Linked DNA regions of Mus musculus: regions 2, 3, 4, 5 and 6 are each linked to region 1. The links are chromatin loops, found by intact Hi-C in ENCODE. Cell type or tissue: left cerebral cortex. All regions are shown on one strand. Each heading gives the region's core, and the rest is flanking DNA. Links, peaks and the distances in the headings are about the cores only.

The links. A loop is a pair of places that touch in the nucleus more often than their neighbours do. Peaks named below come from ENCODE experiments on the same cell type or tissue, not always from the same donor. Only the 100,000 strongest peaks of a DNase experiment are listed, where the experiment ranks them.
Region 2: a loop joins it to region 1, with 3 times the contacts of the local background. A loop is called at or near these places in 3 of 42 quality-filtered maps.
Region 3: it touches region 1 in a loop (4-fold over the local background); 3 of 42 quality-filtered maps call a loop at or near these places.
Region 4: a loop joins it to region 1, with 3 times the contacts of the local background. A loop is called at or near these places in 2 of 42 quality-filtered maps.
Region 5: a loop joins it to region 1, with 5 times the contacts of the local background. A loop is called at or near these places in 3 of 42 quality-filtered maps.
Region 6: it touches region 1 in a loop (6-fold over the local background); 7 of 42 quality-filtered maps call a loop at or near these places.

The regions. Positions count from the first base shown.
Region 1 is chr10:106,583,484-106,588,382 of GRCm38, forward strand. The region is part of intron 3 of Ppfia2 (protein tyrosine phosphatase, receptor type, f polypeptide (PTPRF), interacting protein (liprin), alpha 2); the gene reads left to right. The region is part of intron 3 of 4930532I03Rik (RIKEN cDNA 4930532I03 gene); the gene reads right to left. Among named protein-coding and RNA genes, the nearest start is that of 4930532I03Rik, 17 kb to the right of the region's middle. In left cerebral cortex, for the core only: CTCF peaks have their summits at 1,206, 1,409 and 2,457; a DNase peak (open chromatin) is centred at 2,426.
Region 2 is chr10:106,251,919-106,256,817 of GRCm38, forward strand. No RefSeq gene overlaps it. Among named protein-coding and RNA genes, the nearest start is that of Ppfia2, 220 kb to the right of the region's middle. In left cerebral cortex, for the core only: no CTCF peak of the experiment used is centred there; DNase peaks (open chromatin) are centred at 2,432 and 3,369.
Region 3 is chr10:106,257,835-106,262,733 of GRCm38, forward strand. No RefSeq gene overlaps it. Among named protein-coding and RNA genes, the nearest start is that of Ppfia2, 210 kb to the right of the region's middle. In left cerebral cortex, for the core only: no CTCF peak of the experiment used is centred there; DNase peaks (open chromatin) are centred at 2,138 and 2,493.
Region 4 is chr10:106,406,796-106,411,694 of GRCm38, forward strand. No RefSeq gene overlaps it. Among named protein-coding and RNA genes, the nearest start is that of Ppfia2, 61 kb to the right of the region's middle. In left cerebral cortex, for the core only: no CTCF peak of the experiment used is centred there; a DNase peak (open chromatin) is centred at 2,117.
Region 5 is chr10:105,838,633-105,843,531 of GRCm38, forward strand. Mettl25 (methyltransferase like 25) reads right to left here and starts at 2,748. Exons shown (of 12, transcript NM_207522.2): 1 at 2,444-2,748. The coding sequence starts at 2,687. Ccdc59 (coiled-coil domain containing 59) reads left to right here and starts at 2,847. Exons shown (of 4, transcript NM_025602.3): 1 at 2,847-3,023; 2 at 3,910-4,216. The coding sequence starts at 2,870. In left cerebral cortex, for the core only: CTCF peaks have their summits at 2,373 (motif pointing right) and 2,577; a DNase peak (open chromatin) is centred at 2,766; H3K4me3 peaks cover 2,073 bases; H3K27ac peaks cover 1,288 bases.
Region 6 is chr10:106,466,167-106,471,065 of GRCm38, forward strand. It overlaps Ppfia2 (protein tyrosine phosphatase, receptor type, f polypeptide (PTPRF), interacting protein (liprin), alpha 2), which reads left to right and starts at 4,144. Exons shown (of 32, transcript NM_001205341.1): 1 at 4,144-4,425. In left cerebral cortex, for the core only: no CTCF peak of the experiment used is centred there; DNase peaks (open chromatin) are centred at 2,469, 3,347 and 4,078; H3K4me3 peaks cover 1,835 bases; H3K27ac peaks cover 1,689 bases.

The sequences.
Region 1 (4,899 bases), core at 270-4,269:
CATTTCATGAATATAGGTGTTTTTTTTAATCTTTAATTTTTTTTCAGTCCAGTCATTATCATTATACTGTTTGTGTTCTGCCCTTTGTTCATCCCTACGGTGGTGCATGAAGTGGGGCATGAAGTGGAGGGATGGGGTTATCATCCTGCAATCAAAAACTCTGACCCAAAATTCTTCCTGTCTAAAAGAACTATAGGGACAAAAATGGAGAAGAGACTGAAGAAAAGGAGGTCCAGTGACAGACCCAAATTGAGATCCAGCTCAAGGGGAGGCTCTAAAGCCTAACACTAGTACTGATCCTATGGTGTGCTTATAGGTGTTATAGGCTATTACAGTTTCAAAGACAAGAACAGACACGATGAATTTCCTTTTACAAGGGAAATGCTGATCCCAAAACAATATCGCATCCTTGGAGGAAGTGACCTTGGTGCCATGGTCAAGGACTGGAAGTAAGCAAGGGCGCTGGTTCCCACCACCTTTCCCTCTTACTCTCCTGTGTGGTCCATGAAGATCACGGAGAATGACACGTGATTATCTGAAACGTAATTAAGCAGTAATCCCACCTGGCTGTTCTACCAGATGTGTCTTCTGTAGTTGAGAACTTTACCAGATGTGTCTTCTGTAGTTGAGAACTTTAATGTATCTCTGAGTCCCTTATATGAAGCTGATAAACTAGCAAGTGCCTTTATAGCCGTACCTGTCTTTAGGGACTGTCAGAAACAACTTACCTTCAGCTTATAAGACCAAACGCACTGCTTTACCTCTGACCTCAAGGGACTATTAACTCTCTAGCCCTGTGTAAAAATTTTACAATTTCCAACTTGGTGACCTCGAAATATCACGATGATCCATTATATTGATGTTTTTCTGATTGGACCAAGTGGGGAGGTAGTAGGAATCCCTTTGGACTTGTTAATGCATACGGACATCAACAGGTGAGAAATAAGTTCAACAAAAATTAAGGGTATTTCTACCCCAGTTAACTTCCAACATTGCAGTGGTATAGAGCACTCAGAGATGGTCCTTCCAGCAGCAGTTCTCAACCTGTGGGTCTCAGCCAAGGGGAAACACACATTTCCAATGGCTTTAGGGACTGAGACATGGATGGCTCAGTAGCAAAATTACAGTTAGGAAGTAACAATGGAAATAAGTTTACGGCTGGGCGTTGCTAAAAGCACCAGAAATATATGTTTTTTCAGATGGTCACAACCCACAGGTTGAGAACCAGTGTGGACATTGCTATAGCTGCGTTCTTCTGCCACTGGGGGATGGGGGGGGGGGGTAAGAGGCTTACTGACTGTATTAGGAGCTTGGAGATACCATATTTCCAAATTTGAGCATAATACTCTAGCTCATATACCAAGAGACCAGGAAAGCTGCTAGTTTTAAATGGAACCTGGGGTATTGGACACAGGAGGGTGCTTTAATCCAGAGTGTTGAACAGGTTGTTCTGTCTCTTGGGCCATGTGATCTGGCAGACTCTATCTGCCCTGTGAAAAAAAATCTTCCAGACTGAATCTTTTCCATTTTTTTTTCCTTTGTGCGTTAGAGTCCTCTACTTTCTAATTGTTAAAGGAAAAAAAAAAAGGTCCCCTCCCCCCCTTTTTTATATAACCGGGATCATGTTAGAATAATAGCAATGTGCCCTCAACACTTTTTTTTTTAAATGCTTGAAGGGACAGAGAAGTTATTAAATTTATTTTTATCACTTTACCTCTGGTTTGTTGCCAAGCAAGCAGTTGGGCCTGTGCTGGGGATGAGATAAGCATTAAAAATTCTAAACCATTGGCTGAGTCCCAGCAGGGTCCGGTGTGACACACTAAGAAGCTGGGGCGTTTGAATCTGAGGACCTAAAGATGATTGTCCTCTGCCCCTGCATCAGAAATAAGGTCTCTGAGATAGTGGTAGTGGGAAAGCAGTTGTCATATCCTCCCTTCTTCCCTCCCTCTCTTCCTCTCTTCTTTCCTCTATTCCTCCCTTGCACTTCTACCTATATTCCTTGGTGGTTTCACCACTAGCAGAATTCCAGCTAATGAAATGACTTAAACATATGACTTCTTTGTTGGTTTAGTTTAATGTGTAAGGATTTAGATATGTGCAGCCCTGTTACATCCTAGTGTTTAATTTCTGTGTATTTTTGGAGGAGCTTCTGGGTTATAAACTTATCTCCTACCATGACCTCTCCATATTTCTTGCTGAGGCCTGAGCCCACATTACTGGATTCAGATTTTAACATTTAAACATGGATTGTTATCAAGACTTCCTCAGGTATTAATACCTTTAGACAATGAACAGCCAATCAATTTTTTTTTTTAAAATAAATGCATTTCACTTCCTTCCTGAGAACTTTTAGAATTCTGAGGCCAGTATCTTATCAGGGAGCACTATGCAAACACAAAGCAAAACCGGTTCCCACTGGCGTTTCTAAAGAAATAGTGCCACTGTGTGGACATATGTGCACATTACATGAAGAGGAAATAGAAATGCTGGCGGTGTGGTGTAACAATTTGCTTAGAATATTTCTAATGTATACCATATTAATTTATTGATATGAAAAGAAGACATTATCTGTTTTCCTAAAAATGATGACGATAATATGAATGAATTCAAATTTTAATGCTTTACGAGTCAATAAAAATTGTTTGCAAAATTGCCATTGCAAACAACTTGTTCTGTGTAAACATTTGCTACCTTGAATTTAGTACAATAAAATAACAAATAGGGCTATAAGGATCCGTTAAGTGACATAAAGCTCAAAAACATTGCATTAAAAATATGGAATGAAAATATTCGAATATGAGTGGAGGTTTTTAATGTGTTCCTGACGTGCTATGAGGTAAAGTCACAATAGCATCACTTCTTTAGAATTGGCTGATTTTTTTTAATACCAACTATTAGATGCTAGAATATGACTAAACTTCATTGATAGATGCAGCAAAAAGAGATAAATGTGTCACCCTAGCAAAAGTATGTATGACACAATGAACTATTGTTTAAATAAAGAACTTATTATTTACTTTGATATTTCTGTAATGGATTTTCGAAACATCAGATATTCCATTCAATGAATTTGATTGAAAAAAATATGAAAATGTCACTTTTTCCATTTCATTTAAAATCATTTCCTTTCTGTTAGGGTGCAAAGCTTGGAACAAGTTGCATTGAGATTTTTCTTCAACAGAGGCCCAACCCCAAATACTAGTTCTATCTCCATCTATGGAAAGTGTACAACATTGCCCTCTGACAGTCAGCTCCGTGACTATGCTTTACATCCTGAGCTACCTCACTTTAAGTGTCTTGTGTATTTCTAGACTGGAGCTATAGAGTGACAAAATTCTCCCTGCCTTTCTTAATAGCAAGTGTTTTGTTAGGGGTTTTCTAAACTCATTCTACGAGAGTTAATTTGTGCCATACTTCTTCTTCATTGAGCATTGATTCTTCTTCAGTTTCCTTTGTTTAAGATGGAAGATGAAATCTACCCTCCACTCTACCACCATGAGTAGGAGAGATTTAAGATAAGGAGAAAAGACTGAAATACTCATAAGCCATGTGGGCTACATGGTGATGGCACGAGCCAGACACACAGAGGAGGTCAGGTGACAGAGAAAGACAAAGACAGAGAAAAAAGGAGAGGGGCAGAAGGGGAAGGGGAGGAGGAGAGGGAGGGAGGAAGGAAGGGAGGGAGGGAGAGGAAGATTCTAATTTTGGTACAATGCCTTCCAGCATATAATCCAAAATTCTCAGCAAGAATTTTATTTTGTACTTGGTGCAATGAAAACAAGCACGAAGCCATGATCCAACAGATATGGATATCTGTACCCTCTAGGTTCTAAGGGTTGGCAAGCATCTCAAACAGACCGCATACCACTGTGCAATAAGTACCTGCCCCAGGAGGAGGTTGGATGATGCAGATATCTGAGTCTACCATGTTAGGGAGCGGGAGGATTGGCAGAAGTGTAAAGTGCCAAAGGTTTATGGTGGACATCATCCAACCCCATTCAAATGGCAGCAGAGCAATGTGACTGAGTAAGTTGATGTGTAGTCATCTGAAATGAGTTTACCAAAGCCAAGGATCAGTGATTATAATTGATATAGCTCACTCTTGTTCTTTCCTATGAAAGGACAAGGAGCAATGAGAAGCTGCATTGCTTATTCAAAGTGAGAGAAGAAAATGAATAAAAGCAAAATTCAAAATTTTGAAATTTTGAACCCCACTCTGAACCCCATGACTTCACATTGCTCTGCTGCCATCTGTGTTCCAGTCATCTCCAGCGCTCTCCCTGTCTCTACCTCTCTCTCAAGTGCTGGAATTGCAGGCAACAGATACCAAGCCTGACTTCTTACGTGGGTGCTGGGAATTTGAACTCAGGTCCTCCAGCCATCTGGCACTGCTTCCTGCCCATCAAACCTTTCTCAGCTGCTAAGGAATGACAACCCACACAAGATGTGTCAGCTCAGAAGAACCATCACAAGATGTGTCATCTCAGAAGAACCATCACCGAGTAGGAAGCTCCCTAGAGCCAGTGGCTGATGTCAGTCTCAGGAACAAATGCAGCTAAACTCAGCTAAGCACAGTCCACACAGCATAACTGCCCTATACATCCCCTAATAAACTGTAATTGAATAGAATCATACCTTAAACACGTGTATTTTTTTGAGCCACAAAGTATTGGGTGCCGTCTTAGGCTTTAAAATACAGCTTAATGACTTGCGAACACTGTTCTAGTTAGATTGACCTACTTTTTCTTGCACTTCTTTGTTTGCATAATGTATTTCTCACTTTGTATCTTCTTGCTCTAATGATTTTGTATTAATTAAATATGAAATACAAAAAAATTGGTGAATATTTTCATATAATATTGCATAGCTTGTGCTACCCTAAGCTTATAATGTCAGATA
Region 2 (4,899 bases), core at 598-4,597, 330 kb before region 1:
TCAGCAGGAATACAGTCATACTATAGTAAAGTAACTACAAAATATCTTAAATTCAATAGAAAAAAAAGTCAAATCAGACAGAATAACTAGGGAAGCTCATACAACAACAAATTTTAAACATATATTTGCTCTTATTTCTTCAGTTTTTAAAACAGTAAGATTACTTGAAGTTGTATTTGTGACAACTTATGACTTCACCATGTAGACTACAAGTAGCATATGTGATAAGAACAAACAGAAAAATACAGGGAAAAATGTAACTGTACAAAACAAGTTTACTATAATTTATAGGATTTAAATTTGCATGGGGCTGAGATAGATTCTAAGTTATGATGTGCATTAAACCCCTTAGAACAACCACCAATACAACTCAAATACATTTAAAGTATGGTACTATATATATATAATCTGTTTTATTTAAAGTAATTTAATAAAGAAACAAAATGCATGAGACAGGGGAGCCCAAATTCCAAATATCAGGTATAATTATACTGTGGCAGTAAAAGCATGATCTACAAAATGTTAAAAAGCTTTAGCTATATATTGGACAGAGATATAAACAGGTTTCAGGTAATGAGGAAGAGAAAGATATACCTGGAAACGGGGAACGAAGGAAAGCTGGGGTGAACATGGAGTGAACATGGAGTGAACATGGGCTAATTTGAAAATGATAATGATATTGACAAGCTTTTAATCATAATGAGTGTAAAAAAATGACGATTTAGATTACTGGAATAAGAAATGAAGGGGCATTGCTGTTGACTGTATGGAAGTTGAAGGGAATATGAAAACACTATTGCTGATAACACCTGCAATTAGATAAACTGAGTGAAGTACACTCTTAGAAAACCATATATGTGTGTGTGTGTGTGTGTGTGTGTCTTGTGTGTGTACATAAACATCAAATGCATGCCAAAACAATGAATGACAGAAGGAGGTCATGGATTTGATGGACAGCTGGGAAGCGATTAGGGGAGGGCTGGCAGGGAATAAAGGGAAGGAGATGATATTGTAATTAAAATAAATCTCAAAAATACAAATAAATAAAAAAGACATTCATTTCTGAATATAATTGGCAGCTACCTCGAATTCTGATATAAATGGAATGTTAATTATGCTTAAAAGGATAGAAGTTATCATATTAAAACCTTTCCAAAACACATATCAGTGTTAACACTGGTGAAATTTACCAAGCATCAACAGAAAAATTACTACAAACTTTTTTCAAAATAGATGGATTTAAATGTATTTTCTTCTATATCCTATAAGGTCAGCATTATCCTGGTATTAGAAGTAAATAAAACTTCACACACACACACACACACACACACACACACACACACACACACACATACACACACACACACTCACACACACACACACACACACACACACACACACACACAGCCTAATCTTCCCTCTGACTGTATTTGCAGAACTATTCGACAAAATATTATCACACCAAATACAAATATATATTAAAATGTTTACACACAAATGCCAACCAGGATTATTCAGTTAATGCCTGATTGTATTAACATCCCCAAATCTATTGTTTATATACACTACTCACAGAATAAAAGACAGAAAATATAATTATTTCATGATCATTTGATAATCTGTATTTTATGTTAAAAATCATTCACTGAATTAGAAATAAAAACAGGCATCCACAATTAGATAATGAACATCTACCTACCAAAAATAGTTAAGATTAATGACCAAAGGATGCATTCTTCAACCTGAGGTTAAGAAGGAGATATGAATGTCCAATCTCACTTTTTGTCTTAACATTTTAATGGGGTCTCCAGTCTACATTGAGCAAGAAAAAGATTGGAATGTATGAAAATTGGAACAAACTAAACAAATTGAATTCTATTTGTGGATTATATGACCCCGTGTCTAGAGAACACACACACACACACACACACACACACACACACACACACACACAAAGAGAGAGGCGGAGAGAGAGATAGAGACAGAGACATAGAAAGAGACAGAGAAAGACAGATACACACACAGACACACAAACACAAGTTTACTAACTTGGCAACACTTAAGACAATAAACCAAAAATTAATTAATTCTGTTACATTTCTAAGACAGTTCTGTTTATAATGTTAATAGCACTATAAAAATAAAATTTATAAGTATAAATTTAAATAGAGGGGTGTGAGATTTGTATTATGAATGCTAATACAATGGAAGAAGAGACTAAAAGGACTTCAAAACCAGGAAGATATTGCATGCTTCTGCACTGGAAGACTCAACACTGTTGGGATGGCAAGACTATAAAGTGATTTGAGGATTCAGTGTAAATTCCAGCGAAGTCTCTGGGGGAGTTTAGGAAGAAATTGGAAAGCTGAAGTTAAATCCGAAGCGGAACTGCAAAGGACCAAGAATAGCCAAACAATCTTGCCTACTAGTCTCTGATTTCAACCATAGCAGAAAAGCTACGGTAATCAAGATAAGGCGGTACTGGCATAATTACAAACATATGGTCAATTTATTTTTGAAAAGGGTGCCAAGAAAACTGACTGGTGAAAAATAGTCATTTCAACAAATGGTGCTGGGGAAACTGAATGACTGTATGCAAATGAATAAAGTTAGAACCTCACCTCACATCATACATACAAAACTAAAACCAAACAAACATAAATAGAAGACAAGACAACTCCCCCCCCCCATAAAAAGTCAGAATGGACCACAGTCCTATATACAAGAATAGTTTCTATAATTCTTGGAAGAAGACATGCAAAAACCCCTGTGACTGTTAGATAAATGACAGAGTCTCAGGAACACACTGAACCCAAAGAACAAAGGAAACAACAATATCAACATCAATAAAACCATACCTGGACCACAACACAAACCAAGCCAGAACACAAGTCTTTCAGAAAGACCATTCTGATTTCTATGATGTTCGCACACATGAATTTAGATGCACTTGTAACTGGTTAATTACCATGAAGTAAGTCTAACTTCTACTTAATAAAATTGTTTTTTTTGGGGTATGTGCTTCAAAAAAAAAATAAATGTTTGAGATTCAAAGGAAAATAAAATAGCTGAATGGCAAAGCATACTAGCAAATCATTTTTGGCAAGTGGCTTCTGCCTAGATATCTAAGCAAGCTTTGCCATTTGATAATAATATGCCAATAATGGTATTAAAATGAGAAAAGGATTGGTAGTCTATTTCTCTAAGATCATATGCACGTGGCCAATAAGTACATAGAAGACAACTGTTAGTTCAAACTCAGTTTGAAGCTTTAAGTCTGAGTCACTCTACACTGACTGGGATGACTGAGAAAGACAGCAGCAAGTTTGGCAGAAATATGGAGAAAATTGGTCCACACGCATTGCTGATGGGAACAGAAAATGGTGCAGGTGCTTTGTGAAACAGTTTGGTAGTACTTTTATGTCCGTGATTCTCAACCAATGCTTTGCCCACTTATAGCTTGGTGACCCCTAACCATAACATGATTTTCATTGCCGAGGGCCATGCAAGAGGAATGATAAAAGGCTTTAGAACTCATGGAATACAGCTCATGGTGAGCCTTGGTGTGGCATGACCCTGAGGACCACGTATTCTGAGGACTTCATGCTGTTATGGAGTTCTGCTCTGCTTGCTGCTCTCACATCCCGATTACTCTAAGAACTGTATGAAAACTTTAACAAGGCTTCCAGCCCCTCACTGGACAGTATCTCTGGCACTCAAAATAGTACTGCTTGACCTCTTTCAGTCATTGCTGCTGGAACAGATTTAATGATTCAATCACCACCCTAGGAAAGAACTTAAGAGACATAGATTGTCAGCCATGACTACCACACTTAGAAAACATTTGGAAAAATTAAATTGTTAGCGAAGCTAGGTTGAGATGTTCTCATTACTGGGTCAGATGTAGAAAATCTTAGGGATCAATTTGAAGTTCAGAGAGGTACACTCTTACCAGTTAAGCTAGGATCTTTATGGCCAGGGAATAAGAACAATGACAGCACTGTCTGATGTGACTCTTACTGAGGCTGACTGGTGATGACTGATTTCTTATATCCATTTTCCCCCCTCTGCTCTCTGACATGATTTGTTAAGTACTGCAGATGAGTAGATACATATTCTGAGAATTTAGAGTAAATGTGACTGATCTTTATATAAAACTTTAGATTTGTGATTCTTTTAAGATTCTTATAAGAGTACCTTTATAGATAAATAATAAAATAATTATTTCTTTCTTTGTAACCGCAGTTTGCTGCCCAACAGAGAAACTGGCTGAGCAAACTCCCTAGCTTGCTTACATGTTCTTAGTCTGTAACAAGTTGCTTAGTAATGTGCAAGGGTTTTTGGAAATAATTTGTTCCTTTACTTGTACCACCCAATGTTATTTCTTGGAAAGGTATTGGAAAACATTGCTTTTTCATAGCCACTCACTAGAAAAACTAAAAAGTAATCACGTTGTAATTTTATATTGCTTGAAAGATTTTCTATGATTATAAGCTATGGAAGAAAGAATAAACTATGAGGGTCGGAGCATTCGCCAACTATGTGTATGTGTAAAATTTGTGTGAGTGCAGGGCTGGAACACTGGTCCTTCCATCCATCAACTATGTGTATGTATGTATGTATGTTAGGGTTTTGTTTGAGTGTGTTGGAACATTCATTCATCAGCTATTTTTATGTACATGTGTAAGGTTTGTATCACAGGGTTTGACACACGGTTCCTTCCACTCATTAACTATGTGCATGTATGTATATATGTAAAGTTTTTCTGGGTGTATTTTAGAGCTTGTTCCATCTACCAGTTATGTGTATTTACGTATGTAATATGCATGTATATATGTATGTATAGAATGCTGTATGTGTGGAACTTTCTGAAGCTTTGCTCTAACCATTCTATGTGTG
Region 3 (4,899 bases), core at 264-4,263, 330 kb before region 1:
CCACCTTACCTGACCTCTAAACTCCCTGGGTCCTCCAGTCTCTTGAGGGTTAGGTGCACCATCTCTGACTGAACCCAGACCCAGCAGTCCTTTGCTGTTTATGGGTTGGGGGCCTCATATCAGCTGGTGTATGCTGCCTGGTTAGTATTCCAGTATCTGAGAGATCTCGAGGGTCCAGGTTAATTGAGACTGCTGGTTCTCCTACAGGGTCACCTTCCTCCTCAGCTTCTTCCAGCTTTCTCCTAATTCAACAACAGGGATCAGCAGCTTCTGTTCATTGGTTGCATGCAAATATATGCATTTGAATCTTTCAGCTGCTCGTTGGGTCTTTCAGAGGGCAGTCTTTTAAGGGATCCAAACATTCTAAACTTTAGTTATGATGATAGATATACAAACCCTTAAGTATATTGAAAAAGTTGTCAAGTGCGCATGTAAAATGGGTGAGTTTTATGGTAAGTAAATTCTATCTCAATAAATCTATTTTTATTATCTTGGAGATTATAATTTGATAACAATATTTCTTTTTTTCTTTTTTTATTATTACTAATCATTCCATCCGTTTACATCTCAAATGATATCCACTTCCCATTTACTCCCTCCACCAGCTCTCCATCCCATGATATCCCACTTCCTGGTTACCCCTTTGCCACCTTCTTGTCCAACATCTGCCCTCCCCTCTCCCTTTTGCCTGTATATGAGTGCTCCACCACTCACACACACTTTCAAACCCCACTTCTCTAGCCTCCCCCTACTCTGGATCATCAAAACTCCTGGGACTAAGTGCCTCCCCTCTCATTGCTGTCAGACAATGCCATCCTCTGCTACATATGTATCTGGAGCCATGGATCCCTCTATGTACATTCCTTGGTTGGTGGTCTAGACTCTGGGAGAACTGGGTGGTCAGGCCAGCCTATTTTGTTCTTCCAATGGAGTTGCAATCCCCTTCAGCTTCTCCAGGCTTTCTGCCAGCACCCCTACCAGGTTCTCTGACTTCAGTCTGATGGTTGGCTCCAAGCATTCACATCTGCATTGGACAGTTGCTGGCTGGATCTCCCCAGAAACTGCTACACTTGGTTCCTGTCAGCAAGCCTCTTGACCATGGCAACAGTGTTGAGTTTGGTATCTGCAGAAATGATGCATCCTCAGGTGGGGTTGTTTCCTGGTTGGCCTTTCCTTCAGTCTCTGTTCCATTTTTGTCCCTGTTCTTCCTTTGGACAGGAACATTTCTGGGTTAAAACCTTTGAGATTGGTGGGTGGCCCCATCCCTTGACCAGAGGGCATGCTTAGGTGGTCTCCAAAAAATAACATTCTGAGTGAGGTAACTCAGACAGAAAAGAACATGCATGGTATATACTCACTAATAAGTGAATACTAACGCAAAAGCTCACAATGCCTATGATACAACCTACAGTCCATATGGAGAAGGAAGACCAGGGGTGGATGCTTCAGTCCTACATTGAGGGGGGAATAGGACATTTGTGAGAGATGGAAGAATAGGGGGAGAAGGGAGGGAGAAAGGAGGAGGAGGAGGTGGAAGAGGAGGAGGAGGAAATAAGGGTGGCTGGTATCAGAATCTGGAGGCGATGTGAGAGGTACAGAGGGTCAGGAAATCAAATAAAAATAGGTAGCAAGGGGGATAAGGAACTAGGGATTGCCACTGGAGGGTCCCAGATATCAGAGATTGACTTTAGCCATAATACGCAGAGAAGGGAGAGCTAGAACCTGTGGAGACCACTCCAGTAATTACAATATTTCTATCTCAATAAATATTGTGATAAAAAGAGAAAAGGATAGGAAATGTTATATAAGACCTTAGGTGTCCAAATCAGAGGAAGGCAAGCTATCTGAGAAACATACAGAAGAAATGGGTCAATCTTAGGTCAGTGGGGCACCAAATTATAGAGAAAAGGCAATGTAATTGTGCATTAGAAGTATGCCAGGGGTATTGTCCAATTGAAACAAATGAAATAACAAGGAGAAAAAGTTTCCTGTGCCATATCTTTAAAAATTCTTTAAGGTTAACCTTACTAAATGACGGATCTGAAGCACAACAGTCAAATGCTGCTACACAGGAAGGTGTGAAATCACAGCGCCAAAAGTTAAATGGAATTAGAGCAGATTAAATCAAATTTAGAATCTACGTAGAGAGGGGAGTAAGACACCATATGGTGAATAGAGCTGTTACCAGTTTAAAATTCTAAGCTTCACAAGAAGGCAGCAGTAGCTCAGCTGTCGGTCTGAGACACCAGCACAAGCAGCTGCTTTTCTTTCTAAACCATATATATATATGGTTTAGAAATATATATATATATATATATATATATATATATATATATATATATGCTTCTCATTGAGAAATTTCTCCCAATGTGATTCACTTCTGCATATTTAAATATACACCATCACTGGGGGCATGTCACATCATCACATCACTGTGGCTCCCATAAATGGAATCACCCTTCTTACCATATGGTCTTTGGCGTGAATTTTTGATTCTAGTTAGACATGAGGCTATCCCGGATAATGATGACTCTCAACAGGTGAGTGAATAATCAGGCAGATGTATCCATGTGTAGGAATGTTACTTAGCAATAAAGACAAATGTGTTTTTAAACTGCAAGTGACGTGGAGGAATTTGCAATAAATTGAACTACCCCCCAATGAAGCTAATCTTAGAAGGCTGCATGTTGTCTAAATCTAGCTAGGGAAATCTTCTGAATAAAATATGAAACAGAAGAAAAGTCAAGAATGGCCAAGACTTCATGTGAGGAGATGGATGAATAGCCATAGCACAGGTCAGTAAGGCATTCTATGTGACACAGTAATGACGAATGCATTTGTCCAAACTCCATCGAATGTGTAACACCAGGAGTGAATGAACGCCAACATAACTATAGATATCAATGAATATCTGTACCAATGTTCTGTCAAAGAAACACATAAATGTAAGTTATTAACAACCAAGAGAGCTATCAGAGGAGGTGAATATTAAGAAAGCACATGGGGACTCCTTATCCCATTCACTTGTATAACCTTAAAACTGCTCCGAAAACGTAGTATATTTAAAAACTTCTGAGGAATTAAAAAATCCTTTCTCTCAGAGCTAGAAAGAGCTAAATAAGTGCTTTCCATGACATACTCCTGGTGACTTCTTTAGTGTAGAAGTATGATTTTCCTGACATGTTTACCTGAGCAATTCCAAACTTTAATTTCTTTCAATCAGATATCTCAGACCAACAGGTAAGAATGCAACAGGTATATATTACAACTCTTTCTTCCCTAGCAAATGCCTGCATTGAAGAATGCCATTATTGGCTGCACAAAGAAGCCCAGCAGGTCAATTCCCGAAGTCCCTATGACAGTGCAGTGCATAAGTGAATTAAGAATACCTCGGATAAAACTTGGCCTCTGAAAGAAAGAGGTTGTTGGTGGTGCAAGTAAAGTTGACATATTTGGAGTGAGATATTTCCAGCTTGCATTTCTCCAATATAGGATTAATCATTAATTAAAGCTGACTGTTGATGTCATCCAGGCTTCCCAACATATCTTTCAATTGATTCCAAAATAAGAACCTAGTTTATTAGTTCTGTATATTTGGCGACAGATAAATCATTTCTAAAGCAGAAAAATCACAAGTAATGGTTCTTGGAAACAGAGGTGGTTTCATACGTATCAACGAGTTCATAATCTATCCCTCTCCTCCCTCTTCCCTCCCCTCCCCCTCTCCCCTCCCTACCCCTCCCCCATCCCCTTGCCTCATCACTTTAGTTTCTTCTCAAGAAACGTAAAGGGCATATTCTGCCTCACTGGCTTTTTCTTCTTAAAGTCCAGTGTTCAGATTTCTGAGTGAGCACTACATCTTTAGCTTTCTATGGCAGGTACTCTAATACACTCAAAACGCCCCATCACCCCAAGAACCAACACCAACATTGAGCTTAGTCCCTTGATCTCAAAAAATAAATTTCTAGGAGACATGTGAAAGTATTATCTGGTCAAGAAATATCTATGTCTTTTCCCATCAGCTTTGTTTGTAGAAAGTCATGCATCACATAGCAGACTTCCCACACCGTCATCAGCTGGCATTTGAATATTTCTGAGACAGGTTTTGTCCAAAAAGACCTCTGTAATATATACATTGATTTACCAGATGTCTGCTTTCATTGTTGTTTGTTGTAATGACTATTACAGGTATTCTGTGTAATCTTCAAAAAGTCTTTGAAATCTTTTAATCTATTTTTTAATATTTTTATTAATTCTTTGATAACTTCATATAGTGTATCTTAATAATATTAACTCCCTTCCATCAACTGCTGCTAGAACCTTCTCTACCTGTCTGCCAAACCAAAGTTTATGTTTTCTCTATGCATCTCCATTGTCTGGTCTATGTCTATGTCTATGTCTATGTCTATGTCTATGTCTATGTCTATGTCTATGTCTATGTCTATGTCTATGTCTATGTCTACATCTAAACCTACATCGATGTCTACATCGCTCTATTTATCTTTATGTATTTCTCAATCCCTTCCAGTCCAGAGTGTGCTGGAGAACTTCTTTTGGGTACTGAACATGCATTGGAGTGTGGTCAGTATATCAGGTGTCATACTATTAAAAAACAAAAACAAAACAAAAACTGGCTTGCTTTCTTTTTGTATTATTCACATGTCAGTGGTCTCTCAACCAATGCAGAGAGTTCATGCTCATTTCTTATTTTCCATCCTGAGATTTTTTTTTCCTCTGTATTGAACTAGTATGGTTGAGTAGTATCTCCTTATCTGGTTCATGGTTATTGTCAGAAAGTAATACCTGGGTTTCATACATCAGGGTTAGTAAACCTTGTTTCATCCATTCTTAATCATTCACAGCCTTTCTTCTTCTTGTCTATCTCTGAGCGAGCATTCT
Region 4 (4,899 bases), core at 273-4,272, 180 kb before region 1:
AGTTATGTCTAAGTCAGCCACCAGAGTTTACACTCACATGATTCCTTCGGTGTGAACTCAATGCTTCCATTAGAATAAATGCTTTGATTTTGCTTCATTTTGTTTTGGTATACTATATTAAAGACACACTGCACAATATTTATATACCATGAGACACTAAATAAAATGATTAATTCTGAATATATAATGACAGTTTTTTTTTGCAAAACTATGGGATCAGATAATATTTCAAAATATAGAGTAAAAGTATTATATGCATTACTAACTTTTTTTCTCAGAAAATAAAAATCTATTTTAAGTTAAAATTCTGCTGCTTGACACTTCTTTAAAAAATATTTTGTCAGTACATCCAAAGGAACGGAGACAGAGGAGATGACACAAGTTCAGCAGCTTTTCATCTACCAGAATAGCTCTGTTAGAGGTAAAGAAATCAAGTAAGAGACCCGCCAAATTGCCGAGACAGAGTAAAGAGACATGAGGTAGAAAGAAATGAGGGTGTGATGTCAAAAGATGGAATTGTGTTTATTAGCATACAGAGTGAGGGACAGCCTCTGGAACTGTGTTTATTAGCACACACAGTGAGGGACAACCTCTATCTTGTAGTAAATTGAAGTGCCTGCCAAGGTAAAAAGCCACTTTTGTCCTTTAATATGGGTGCAGTGAGAGGCTTGAGAAAGGGAAAATCATAGCCCTGGGGACTACATGTGGTTCTACTTCAACTTCAGACAGGATAATATGCATAAGATCCCATGTTCTGGTCACAGACGAGGATAATAGTGCTACTTTGACTGAAAATGTGGTCTGCTGATGGTTCTTGCTCCGTGAGTCTACTTTGATATAGACAGTCTACAGTAACACAGGAATTATTATACCTCAGTGATGTGCTTGACTTGGGGTGTGCCACAACTTGATGGCATTAATGACCACAAGTGTGATGCACAAGAGAAGAGCTTTACTATCCATTGTAAGTGTTCCTGGTTCTGGGAAAGAATACACAGTGGCAGATCATAGCCTGGTAACTACTGGTGTGGGATGTGGGCCTACCCCGGGCCCAGGGACAGATTTATAGGAATAATCAATACACATTCGAGGTACTTTCTTTATTCTTTCTGAAAAATATAGCAAGTGTTTGGGGATTGAACTTGTACTTCATGAGCATCTATAATTGAAACAGTAACAAAACCCTAGCTTCAGACTCCCCAAAACCTGGACCTGGAGACCATCCAGTGCTGACTGGAATACATAAAAATATAATAATTTTTCATAAATGCAGATATAAAACAATCTCACTATGAAGACTATAATATGCAAATATCTTCAAATTTCCAGACAAATTATAAGTCAACTAGTGCCAGGAACTCATTCTAGAAATACCTGTATTGCATCTACATTGTTCATAGTTATAGATACCAAGAATGTGTAACTAAGCAGCAGGGGTAGCATGCTTGCCCTATTTTAAATACAATCAGCTCAGAAAGGATGGGATTTTCCTTCAAAGATTAGCTTGAGACACAATGGCTAAGAAAAGTTCCTGGTCAGGATAAAGAATATGGCATGGATCATCAGTCTTAATGCTCAGAAGGCCCATGGACTAGGGATTCTTAGAAAGGAGCTATTTTGATCATTGGGTTGATTGTTAATTGGTATTCTGGATATCAAAAATAGGTTCATATTAATAAAAAATAGAGACAATTCACAACTATGAGAAATTGAACATTTGAACTGTCATTGGAGAATTTAATGATTGTCAAAAACATCCACTGACTGAAATGTTTTGGAGCTCATCTCTGTCTTTACACAAAGAAATCTAAGATCTAATGAATCTGGTATCCTTTCATCTTACACGTGGCCTCTAGTAGGGTGATAGCTAATTGCCAGGAGATGACTATGTATAAAGAATGGCATTGCTTTGTCTATTCTTTGTTCAAAATGTGTTTGGAGACCTGGAAGAGACAGGGTCCTACTATTTGGATGTACAGTGTAATTTCTGTGAATTATTTTATGTCTACTAATGACCACATATTTAGTAGTGCCAGGCATGTAACAACATTGGCCTGAAAGAATTCTCAATTCTGATCTAACAGCGAAACTGTGAAGATGGAGAGAGGCCGTGGGAGAGAAGTGTGCTATCTGAAGCATTTTGACAGATGCTGTAATCAGCACATACAAAAATAAAACCTAAAAAAACGGAAAGTTGTGCATAACTAAATCAGGCAAGATTATTACTGAACTTTCTTCTACTCTGTGGAATTTACCTTCTTGGAAAACAAATAGACAGCACATAAATAAATATCACTATACACAAATTTGCATTGTTGCCTACTCAGGAAATACCCCTGAAGAGGTCATGATTGATTTGAATAAAATATAGTTATATAATATAACATAGTAAGTTATAGCAAACAACAAAAAAGTAGATGCTCTAAAGGTTTCTGTCTAGTATCAGGATTTGAGAGAGCTTTCTTTTTAAACCATGCATAAACCAATTTGAGAAAACTAAGAGACTGCTAGCCTTGAAAAATGACTATGTCAAGAAAGGAAACAATAGCCATGGCTTTCACAGAATTACATCATCTTCTATAACTCAGGAGAGACAGTGGTCACTTTAAATGACCTTGCAGATTAACTATGTAAAATGTTTATAAATGTAAACAGTATATAAAAGACCTATTGTAAAGCAAAATAACTTACTAATTATTACTTTTGTCATTCATAGGTACATAGTTCAATCATTTTAGTATATTTGTCAGGTTGTGTGACTGTCTCTGCTATGGTCTCCCTTGAAAGAAGCCACCTAACCATTACCACTCTCTCACCATATCCCTCTCCAACCTGTTTTTTTTCTTTTCTAGCCCCAAGAAAACATTGATATTTACTAGAAATGGATGCTACACTATGAACCTTTGTGGTTCATTGTTCATTTAGCATGAAACTTTGAAGGATCACATTTTTGTAACATTCAACAGTACTTCATTTCGTTTCATCACACACATATTTTGCTGTATGGATAAACCATGCACTATTTACTTATTCATCGGGTAGTTGATCTTCAGCTAATTTGACATTTGCCTACTATCAATCAGATGATGCTATGGACACTTGTGTACATATTTTGGTATGGAGATAGGCTTGTTTGTTTACGGTAAATATCTAGGAATAAAATCACCGAGTCGCGTGATATCTAGGTGTTTCACCTTTTGATGAACAGCAGGACTGGTTTCCAGAGCGACTGAGAAGCACTCTTTGTTCTGAAAGTAACACATGAGGTTTATGATTTGAGCTGTAGTTCTTCTCCAGCCAAAGTTCATATCCCCCAATGAAGCAATTTAGCTGTGAGATGTTTGAGAATTTAATCCATGAAGGCTTTGATTTTGTGGATAGATTAGTTAGCTCAGTGGGTTTGGATGAATTTCTTTTTCTGACTTTGTTTCCCTGTTGCAATAAAAGAAATAGCTTTGAATTATCATATACAATGGATATAATGCTCTGTGTTGGTCTAAAATCATGGGCATGATAACTATGACATTATACTTCAGAAACCATGAGCCAAAACATAACTTTTCTTCTTTCAAGTTGTTCATCTCAGATACTTTATCACAGCAACACAAAACTGACCAATAAAGAGAAAATTAAGTTTTCTAGAAGATAAATATTTAAGGTTAAATTTTAACTGTAAATGGGTGATTTTGAGGATAGAAGGTTGGCTTGTATTCCCTGAACTTGTATTTAATAAAATCTGTTCCTACTTCATTATGAATCCTTGCGATAAACCCAGCAATGAATCTCCCATTGTATCTACAAATGCTGTATGCTCATTATCTTCCATCTGCCTAACTTACAATTTCATGGTTTACTATTGCTGCAAGTCATCACATTTCTGAAATGTGCTAGATGCGATAATTGTTTTCAATGATTACCCAGGCCTCATCCCTGTGACTTTAGAATGTAGCACTGTAGACTTTCAGATATGATTAAATTAAGAATCTTGTGAGGAAAAGACTGTCCTAGATTATTCTGATGAGCCCTGCATACAAATCAGCGACAGAAACAAGCAGGGTGGATTCTGAAGCAAGAAGTTGCCCTGCTGGCTTTGAAAGTGGAGAAAGGGACATTGGACAAAGAATAATTCTCTACAGGATGATGGGAGAATTGTGAGAACAATGGAGAGTTCCTTAGCAACTGAAAGACAACCACCTTCGTGTTGCTAAGGTTCAACGAATTTCATTCTTCGACCTCAAGTACTGTAAGAGGATAAAAAGTTGCAGATTTAAGTCACTAAATTTGTGGCTATTATTACAACCAAAGAAACCACTATATGCAAATTTGTACATCAACAGAATTCTTCAGGGAATAGTTATTTTTATTTATTTATTTTGTCTGATGTGTATTGTGTTTTATATGATTGTCTGCATCACATATATGTTTGTATACACATCACGTGTGTGCCTGCTGCCCAAGGAGGTCAGAAGAGGTATTAGATTCCCTGGCATAGAAATTAAAGATAATTGTCACCTGTCATGTGGGTGCTGGGATCCGAACCCAGGTCCTCTAAAAACTCAGATGTTTATGTTTTAAAGCAGGGTTTTACATAGACCAGAGTAATCTGGAACGCATTGTACTGTCCAAGATGACTTTCATCTTCTGATCCTTCTGCCCAGCTTGTGAAGTACTGGTTTTGGAAGTTGAATTTATGGTGTAATCTGTAACTTATCACCAGTATAGGAACAGTAATTTTAGTTCTAAGAGGAATCTCATTTGTGAAATAAGTAATAGAAAGAGGCATTTGGGAATGGATACAAGTTGTTAGAACACTCAACACGGCAGTTAACTTAAATTCTGTAGTTAGGAAAGTACATGAAGAACTTTAACTTCTGAATGAATGATGTTCAGGATTCTATG
Region 5 (4,899 bases), core at 445-4,444, 740 kb before region 1:
CAAGGTAATGATGGGTGAATATGATAAAAGCATGCTATATACATGCACAAAATTTTCAAAATAATAAAAATGCCCTTTATATGCTAAGAAGGATTTAAAATGTTGACAGCTGATTTGAGACACACAAACAACTAGATTTGAGAAAACAAAAGCTGCATCTCATATATGTATCACATTATACACACACACATATATCTATACACATATACATCACATTCTCATGTATATACATCACACCAAGTACACGTACATATATATCACATCACATACATATACATCACATACATATACATATACAACATATCACATATACATGCATATACATCACATACATGTTCATACACATCACATCACATACATGTGCATATCACCTAACGTATCCTCTGGTCAATGCTTAACACATAGGATTTTCTTGTATTCATCTAGAAAGACTATAAAAAATTAATTCTTAAACTGCTGTAAATGAGAGAAATGAGAACAAAATCCCAGTTAGAAGGAATGCTTAAATTTGCATCGTTTTGTACAATTGCTGAGGTCTGTGATCTCCCCTGGGATGTAGAATTTGCTTAACCTCTTCCACTGCTGGATTTCCTCACAAGTTTAGAAAGAGCTTGTGGTAGATTGAACAGGAAAGGCGTCACAGATCATGTCTTCCAATGCTTGCCTACAGGGAGTGGCATTACTAGACTTGACTCTGTTGAAGTAGTTGGGACTTGGTTGCTGGAGGTTGTGTCACTCGTGGGTGGACTCTGAGTCTCAGCAGCTCACCCGAGGCCTAACGGCAGAGTCTCGTCACGCAGCCTGAGGATCAAGACGTAGGCCCTCAGTGCTGGAGAGATGGCTCAGCGGTTAAGAGCTCTTCCACAAGTTCTGAGTTCAACTCCCAGTCCCCACATGGTGACTCACAAGCATCTATAATGGGGTCCAAGCCCTCTTCTGGTGTGTCTGAAGACAGCTACAGTGTAATCAGGAAAAGAAAAAAAAAATCTTAAAGAAAAAAGAAAAGATGTAAGGCCCTTATTTAGCTCCTTCTCCAGCCATGTCTGCCTGCATCGCACCATGCTGTCTCTTCACAGAACTAGATGACAAAATCCGAAGGACTGCTTCCAATAAGTCAGCTCAAAAAACAGCTGGGAATTCATAAAACTCAAAAAGTTATCACGTCCAGAGTCTAGTCTCTGAATTGGTACTCAGACTTTTGCACACACACACACACACACACACAGAGGAAACAGGAAAAAAAAACTTTTAGCAAAAGCAAACTGCAGAACATACAATAGGCACCAATGAATCAAGCTATTAGTATATATAAGGTAATAGCCCATCAGGAAGAGACAAAGTTAAACAAAGGTTTGCTCTGCACTTAAAAGTTTTGTTTTCTTGTATTTTCTTCGTTTTTTTTTTCTTTTTGAAAGCCAACAAGAGTCACTTTTTTTCAACAAATATTTTATAGAGTACTTAATGTATGCCAAATAGTTTCCCACACGTTGGAATCCTGGTTAAGGCAAATACGGTTCCTGCTTTCTACAAGTTTATGTACCAGGTTATCAACGCAGAATACTATGGGAGCAAACTGAAAGGGTGTCTAACTTTCCAACAACCAGGAACTATTGCCCAAGAACCAATGTGTCTTAAGTTCTACCATTATAACCCCCCCCCCTCCATGGCCCCTACCTCCGCCCCCGGGGCACTTTGCATTTACAGGCTGCTTCAGTGATTAAGTAAGTTCACTAATGCTGACAACATCTGGAACACCTGGAAGCAAAGCACAAGCAATTCCAGTAGCTGCTACTGTTCCTGTTCCTCTATTTCCAGAATAGAATCTAAGTTGGTAGAATCTAAGTTTCTTGCGGGTATCAAACTCCAGAGCCTAGAAAACACCAGGGTGCATAACTGATATTGAAAATACAGTTTTCTTCTTCTTCTTCTTCTTTTTTTCCCCGAGACTGGGTTTCTCTGTGTAGACCAGGCAGGCCTCGAACTCAGAAATCTGCCTGCCTCCGCTTCCGCCTCCCAAGTGCTGGGAATTAAAGGTGTGTTTTCAAATTAACTAGCGAGCACTCAAAGCTTTCACTATCACCATCCTAATCCACGATACCTTGTGCCGAGTAGGAACTGGCTCTTATTGGTCCCCCAAGTCCACTTCTACTTTGTATTGATCATCACACAGCCTTTAGATGTTTTCAAAACTAAATTGTTGAATCAATAAATGAAGGAACGCCTCTTCCCCGGGTTGACTACTTTAAGTTGTGGAACTTGACCAACACCCAGATTAGAACCCAGAGGGGACCCCGCCCGTCTCCATCCATCCTCGCTATTCAGCTCCCTCCAATTCATCTCCTAGGTAACAGCATCCTTCAAGTCCCTGCCACTTCCGCCGAGTTCCACCAGGGGGCGCGCTGACAGCCCCCGCCCCGCCCGCCCCGCCCGCCCCGCCAGTCACCTGATCCCGTCTCTGCCTCGCGCGGCTCGGCCTCCACCGCCGACTCCCTCAGCGCCGCCAGCACGCTCTCAGGGGGCAGGTCGACCAGCTCCTGCCAGACCGACTTGGTGTAGAAGTCCACCGTGTGCGCGCTGGAAATGGCCAGGGCGCCCCTGAGGAAGCTCAGCAAGCCCTGTAACTTGTCGTGCAGCGTGGGCAGGTCCGGGGTCCTGGGCAGAGGGCAGGCCGCCGCCATGACGCTCATCCTCCGGGGCTGCAGGTGGCGCCAACATGGCCGCGCGACCCCTCTCTTCCCCGCCGGAAGCGGCTCAGGCTGAGGCAGTCGAGCTCCGAGCACGCGCCGGGTTGGGCGATTGATTGCTTCCGCCTCGTGACGTGTTAGGTCGGCGTCCACTGGCGTTCCAGGAACTCCCACCGTGGAAAAAGATGGCGCCTTCGCGGCCGTCTTCCAAGTGGCGGACCGGAGGGTTTGCGGCGCGTGGGGAAGGGATCTCTCAGGTCAGATTCGGAAACCAGAATGGGAAGCGCAGGACTTGGCGGCCGAACCCCCAGCAAGCCTTCCGGGGGAGCGTGCGCAAGGGTAAGGAGGGACAGCCGTGGAGGAGCGCTCGGGCCCGCCGAAGTCGAGGGAGTAGGATGGGATCCGGCTTGAGATCGGGGAAGCCGTTCCTAAGCTCGCCAAGTCCGAGAGCTTCTCAGTCCTTTGACTGAGAACCGGACGGTGCGGTCAGCTTCAGTGATTTAACGCAGATCTCAGGTCTAAGCGAAGACACGGGGCGTCTAGAGGTGCGCTTGGCTAAGAAGCACCCAGACATACTTGCATCTCTACTACAGCAAGTATGTAATATAGATACAATATTACATTAAAATACTCTGCCCCAAAGCTTTGATAACCAAAAGACACCACAGTAGCCCTCCAGTCTCATACTGCTGCCTTCCTTAGATTCGATTCGATGTCTTGTCTTTGAAGGCCTCTCGTTGCATGTCAGATGCTTAAGTGGTTTTTGTTCGATCTAAGAATAATCGACAGGTGTTCAGAAAGTTGTACAGTACCTCCCCCTTTTGTTTTGTGTTGTGTTTTGGAAAATAAGTGATTAGTAAGATCCTCCAAGGGAAAAATACTAGACTACTCTACTTTATTTATTAAGTGTTTACTGAAGACCCAAGTGAGATTGTATGTGGATTAAATAAAATGTAATTTGTGGATATGAGTCTAAATTCAAGGTGAGCAGTAAAGTTTAGTTTACTGTACTTAGAGTTTTTAATGTGATGTCTGACAACTCGCTGTTACCCTTATATTTAGGTAAAGGGCCACCTTGCTCTTCAGTGTACCATTAAATGGTTGCCTAACCTTATCTTTAAAGCAAAGCCAAGTAATTCTCTCATTTGAATATAAAGTAAAAGAAAAAAATATTTAGTTTTCATTTTCTGTTAAAGTAATTGTAACTGAAATCCTTCAATGTTAGGACAAGGTTTTGCATTTCGGAGAAAACTGAAGATCCAGCAAAATTACAAGAAATTGCTGTGGAAGGTGAAGGAGGCACCAGCGTCACAGGAGTCCCAGTTCACAGATCGTTACCCAGAGCACCTGAAACACCTCTATCTGGCCGAAGAGGAAAGACTCAGAAAACAGCAAAGAAAGGCTGGCCTGGCTTTGTCAGAAGAACAGGTTGACCGGCCTTTGCCTGAAGAGGAGGGCAGCACTGAGCAGACTTCCTCTGAAGAACCGCCAGGTGGTCACCAGCCACAGCCAGAAGAGCTGAACACAGGAAGGTAAGCACCTCCGTCTTCAGAAATTCCTCACTTTAAATGTAAAGAATGTTTTACTGACGACACAGGGAAAAATTTGTAAGAATCAGGATTTTTCTTAGCACTTTTTTCAAGTCATGTAATGGTATTTCATGGAGTCTCCCCACTTAGTGTTAAATGACTGAAAGAGGCTAGTTGAGCAGAGATGTCGAAAATAGGAAATGAGAATTAAGAGATCTGAGTTTTGAATTGCAGCCTCTCAAGAACATGTAATATAATTGGACCGTAATTAAGCGCAGTATTAATGTGTGCATCTTAATTTGGGGGTGGGGGACTATGTTTGATGTTGTAGATCTGGAAGCCCAACATTTAGGAACCTGAGTCCAGACAATTCCCAGTCCCAGGCCAGCATGGGCAACATAACCAGATACTAGAAAAACAATGCAGATGTGTAGCCATTGCCACTTTGGCTTATAAAGCCAGACTTTCCATAGTGGTATACCAGTGTCCACTATGATAGAAAGGATAGTATAAAATGATTTGAGAGCCACGGTGGACACCATCTTTTATAGCCTCATCCTGGATCATCTTCTCAGTCAATGATGTCCCTAAAGCATTACATTTCATGACATTTTATCATGTTCATTTATATCAAGTATTCTAAAACATGCCTGGTGTTTGGTAACTTTATGACTGCTAACTGCTGT
Region 6 (4,899 bases), core at 570-4,569, 120 kb before region 1:
CTAAAAAGCTAAGCTGCATTGCTAAAGGTAGGAGAGGACACTTCTTGCCAGCATCATTGCTTTGGTAGAGACATTAATTGCAGGGGAGTCAAGGAAGTTCTATGGGGATAGGCTTTACACAGCTGGATGCCATGGGAAAGTCTATTGCACGCATGCTGCATGGGAAAATTGTGTTGCTTCCTTGCAATGGAGATAAGGAAGATTATGCAGGAGCTGCACAGAATCCTTTAGGGCATTTCTTGTTGTTATGTATTGTGTTTAAAGTCAATCGAGAACTAAAAAAATCCAATCCAGGAAGGACACAACAGATCTGAATTCTTCATGAACGAAGGTAAGAGTCACTCCTTTCAGTTCTCAAGAACTACTGAGGCGCTTTCTAAGGGTGGGAGAAAATAGAATGTGTAATAGAAGACGGTATTTATAGCCACTAGTAGAGGGTACATGACCATATGCAGAAGTGCACATTGCAATAATGTGCTTCCATCACAGTTTGAAATACTATATACATTGCATATATATATATACATACATATATATATATATATATATATATATATATATACATAAACACACACACACACATACACACACACACACACACACACACACACACACACACACACACAGCAGATATAATGTACTAAAAGGCCAATCATTCCACCGCGGACATTGCCCATTGCCACCTGTGATAAAATATATAACTCATTTGAGGTTTCTAAGTGGGACAGATGTGTCATGCTAGGTAGAATTATGCTGGCTATTTTTTTCATTTGGAAATTATGTATGACATAAAGAGGTGGAATTTTGTTTGTCAAGTTCACAAGTTGACATCTTGATATTCAACTTTACCATATTTGGAATTAACTATAACCCAAGCTGCTGAATATACCTCTGTGGGATATTCTTGATTGGGTCATTCGAGGAGACACATTAAACCAGGGTCATACCTTCTGATAGCAGCCCACATAAAAGGACCAGGAAACACAAAGCTGTTGATACTTTCCCTGCTTGCTCTCTCTTTCATGGACAGTTTCATCTATCCTGTGGTTGAGAAATTCCTTTCCTGGTACCAGAACTTATATCTTTGGCATCGCATACAGCCTGGTGCACTCAAAGAATACAGGATTCTTAGCCTTTCCATTGAGAGACAGGCATTGTAAAACCAGCCAGACCACAATCTATAATCCATTTATGTATTTTCATTATATTGGGTCTGTTCTTTAGAGATTCTGGCTAATACTATTATTTCATTTGATACTCAGGACATGTATAATTGAAAAATCACCCACTATAGTATACATAAAAGTAGTTTTGTGCTATACTCCTTTTAAACAATAAATATAGAAAGTAATATTTGTAATAAAATGTACAAAAGAAGCATTATATATCTATGACCATGATCCTATATGTATCTACGAACTAAATTCATATTTTCATCTTATGCACTAATACTACTAAATGTAGACAATTATATGGAGATAGTTTTAGTTCACCATACTGTTTAATTTACCATCTATTAAAATCAGTGGAAGCCAGTGATGGCCTTAACATTAAAACTGTTCATATATAATAAAAAGTACAAAAAGACTTTTCACTTCATGAATGGATATTTAGTAGCTCCTTTATTTTTTTACATTTCTGTGAATATTTAGGCAGTGGTTATCAATGTGGGATGCTGAGATAGCTGGACTAGTATCATTTTGGAACTTCTCAGGAATTATAAGGTTGAGACAGACAGCACCTTTGACCTGAAGGATGCATGGCTATGGGGGTTGAGACCAAGCAAGGTTCATTATAAGAAGCTGCCTTGGATATATATATATATATTGTATGCTGAATTGGATGGACAATAAGCTATAGGAACATTCACAATGGTGTTTCTTGTGTTCTTGCTAATGGGATAATCTAGTGCTTTTGCAAACTTCTTATACGAACCTTTCTCCATTTTGATAGGGAATGACTGTTCCTAGCGGCCAATGTTAGCGTGAGACAAAATAATTAGCCTCTGGACCTGGAACATTCCAATCAGTCCATTAGTCTCAACAGACACAGCTTCTTTGAGGGGGGAGATTTTGTTCACACCAATGCAGTGTATTGTATAGACATTGTTAAGAGTGTGGCCTCTCAGGATCCACCCGAGGCTTAGAGTCCCAGCATCTACAAAGAACTAGGACACTCAAGTGAGCATGTTTGAGAAATAGTACTTTATGTAGCATATAACAATAATACTATTCATCTACTAATGTTTAATATTTTTACACTCAATTCTTACATTGTGATGCGAAACTTGAATAACAGTCCAGGAGAGAAAGGGATATAAATCATATGGCTCATCTTAAACTTTACTGTAGAGTCATCAACTAGTTAAGTTCTTCCCCCAAAAGAACTTCATCTAGTGATCATACTTCAGTGAGTCAGGATGTGCACATCATTTCTCAGTGAAATCTGGATTCTGCTCTTTGGGGCTTCTAATACTGCTTACTCTGGACCCTTGCTGTAACTTCTATTCAATGTCTACTTGATGCTTAATTCTCTTTGTGTTCCTTTAGTGCATCAGTATCTTCCTCTCTCAAACATTTCCTTAATGTATTGGTTTTTATCTACTGGTGTCTCCTTATTCTTGATCTATATGAATGGACACACACACACACACACACACACACACACACACACACACGGTCGGGGAGAGGGAAAAGAGGGAGGAAAGAGACAGAGGGAGGGAGAGAGTCACAGAGAGAGACAGAGATGCTTGAGGGAGGAGGAGAAATGGGGGAGGGGAAAGTTTCTGGGGACTAGAACATGTTCTTGGGGCTGCCAGACTATTGAAAGCTGAAATTCAGTCATGCAGACAGGGAACACTTAACATGAGATCCTCAGCGCTAAGGCAATGAATGGAGGCGACCTGAAGAGGTAAGGCAAAGTGACAGACCCAGCCACACCCTAGACTGATTCAGGTTCCGGTGAGCTTGACTACCTTGCCTCTGATTCAAGAGAAGAAAGCGGCAGAGAGCCACAGCAAACACAGAAGGCCACAGAGCAGGAAGGTTCCCAGTTCTCAAAAGCACATGCCAACACAAGCTTTCCTGTAAAGATGATTGTGTGGGAAAAGCGCAGGCAGGGCAAAGAGAACCCATTTATACTTTAGATCACCCGTGGTCCTCGCCCTCATCAGGAGCATTGAGACCAGAGTGATCCTCAGCAGCCCCGGAGAAGCTTTTGGGGAGAAGAGTGGAATGTATCCACGAGCGCGTGTGCGTGAGGAGGAGAGAAAAGACGTGATGACTTCAGAATTTATTTAAGGGCCGCCGGTGGAAACCACTGCGGCAGCTTCCAGGGGAAGCCCTTGTTCCAGAGGAAGAGGAGGTGGAGATTGCCAAGGAGGAGGAGGGGAGGAGACACAGAAGGAGGAGTATCCTAGGCTTGCACTAGGCAAGTGAGAAGATGCTGTAGCATCCTCACTCAGTTCCCAGCAGGTTGGTTCTGTCGGCCAACTGATGCAAGCAGATGAATTGCAGAGGGACTGGAAGGAAAAAAAAATTGTTGCAGCGGGCGGAGGCAGCGCGCGATGATGGGGCGGGGGTGTCTTCGGAGGTGGGTGGTGTGCATGTGTGTGTGTGTGTGTGTGTGTGTGTGTGTGTGTGTGTGTGTGTGTGTTTCTGCTTACCTTCCCAGAAAAGAAGCACCTCCTTTAAGTGAAAGGATACACCCTAGAATAGAAGTAGGCTGGGCACCCAGAGAAGACCTGTCCTGCTTCTAGCATCCCCAGGGGACTCACTTCCTTTTAACCATCAAACTCCCAACATTTACCATAAACTTCACAGGGGCTCCGGGTGGGGTATTGGGTGGAGAATGTCCCTTCCATATAGGTACTTCCCACACTTCACCCCAAAGTTCCTGTTTGGAGGGACACGTCTTCACCCTCTCTGGGTGGCCCGGGATGCCAAGGGGAGAAGTTATGCTACGTTAAGTTTCTGAAAGTCAGATCCAGTCCCGGATTACCATCTCTCCGCCCCGGGGCTCCTGCTGCACGCGAAAGTGGCGGCGGCGGCGGCGGCTGCCGCTGCTTGGGCGGCAAAGGGACCGCGGCTGCTTTAAGAACCGCCTCCCCCTCTCTTCCCTTTGACAATGGTCTGAACCGAGCCCTGCTTCCCAAAGCAAAATTTGTAATATGCCATTTTTCCGATGGACCTTTCTCCTTTTGGCTGCTGACGGAGCCACGGGAAGATGCCGAACTGCTGCCACGTTAGGAAGCCAGGGCACGTTCCAAGAGAACGCTGGGGCTCGCGAGTGTCTAAGCTGTCTTTCTCCTCCCGTTGCTAAGGAAATGGTCCAGGACTGCTGGGTGTGAGCCTCACCTCTCCTCCAGCCGAGACTGCGGTTGTCATTGACAATTGAAGAAACAGGACCTGAAATAAGAGACATTAGGTACAGAAACTGTATTCGAGTTGCATGGTTTCTCTTCCGCTTCGGGTTTTTTCCCCCCTTGACCACCTCCCCAGCCCCACCCCGCCCCCAGGGAAGAGGAGAGGCAAAGTCCTCCTTGTGGGTATTAGTTACCTTTGCTTTCCACCCATCTTCTCCATCCCCGATTTTTCTAGCTCCTGCCTAGCTCGTTCTCTCCTGGGGCTGATGAACAATTTTAGTGTGGAAATTATGAAGTCAACTTCTTTCGGGGTGGTGGGGGTGTGGCTGAGCAGTAACTGTCCAGCAGTGTGGGGTACGCTTGCTGTTTGACCATCCGAGCAGGCACAGAGGTAAAGAAAGTGAAAATGCTTCCATTAGACATGGTAGGAATATTTCCCGAGGACAGGGGATTTCAAAGAGTTAAAGAGGAGGAGAAATATTCGTGTAATGTAATCAGACAATGGCTAGGCTTTCTCTTACTGAATTACTCCTTTA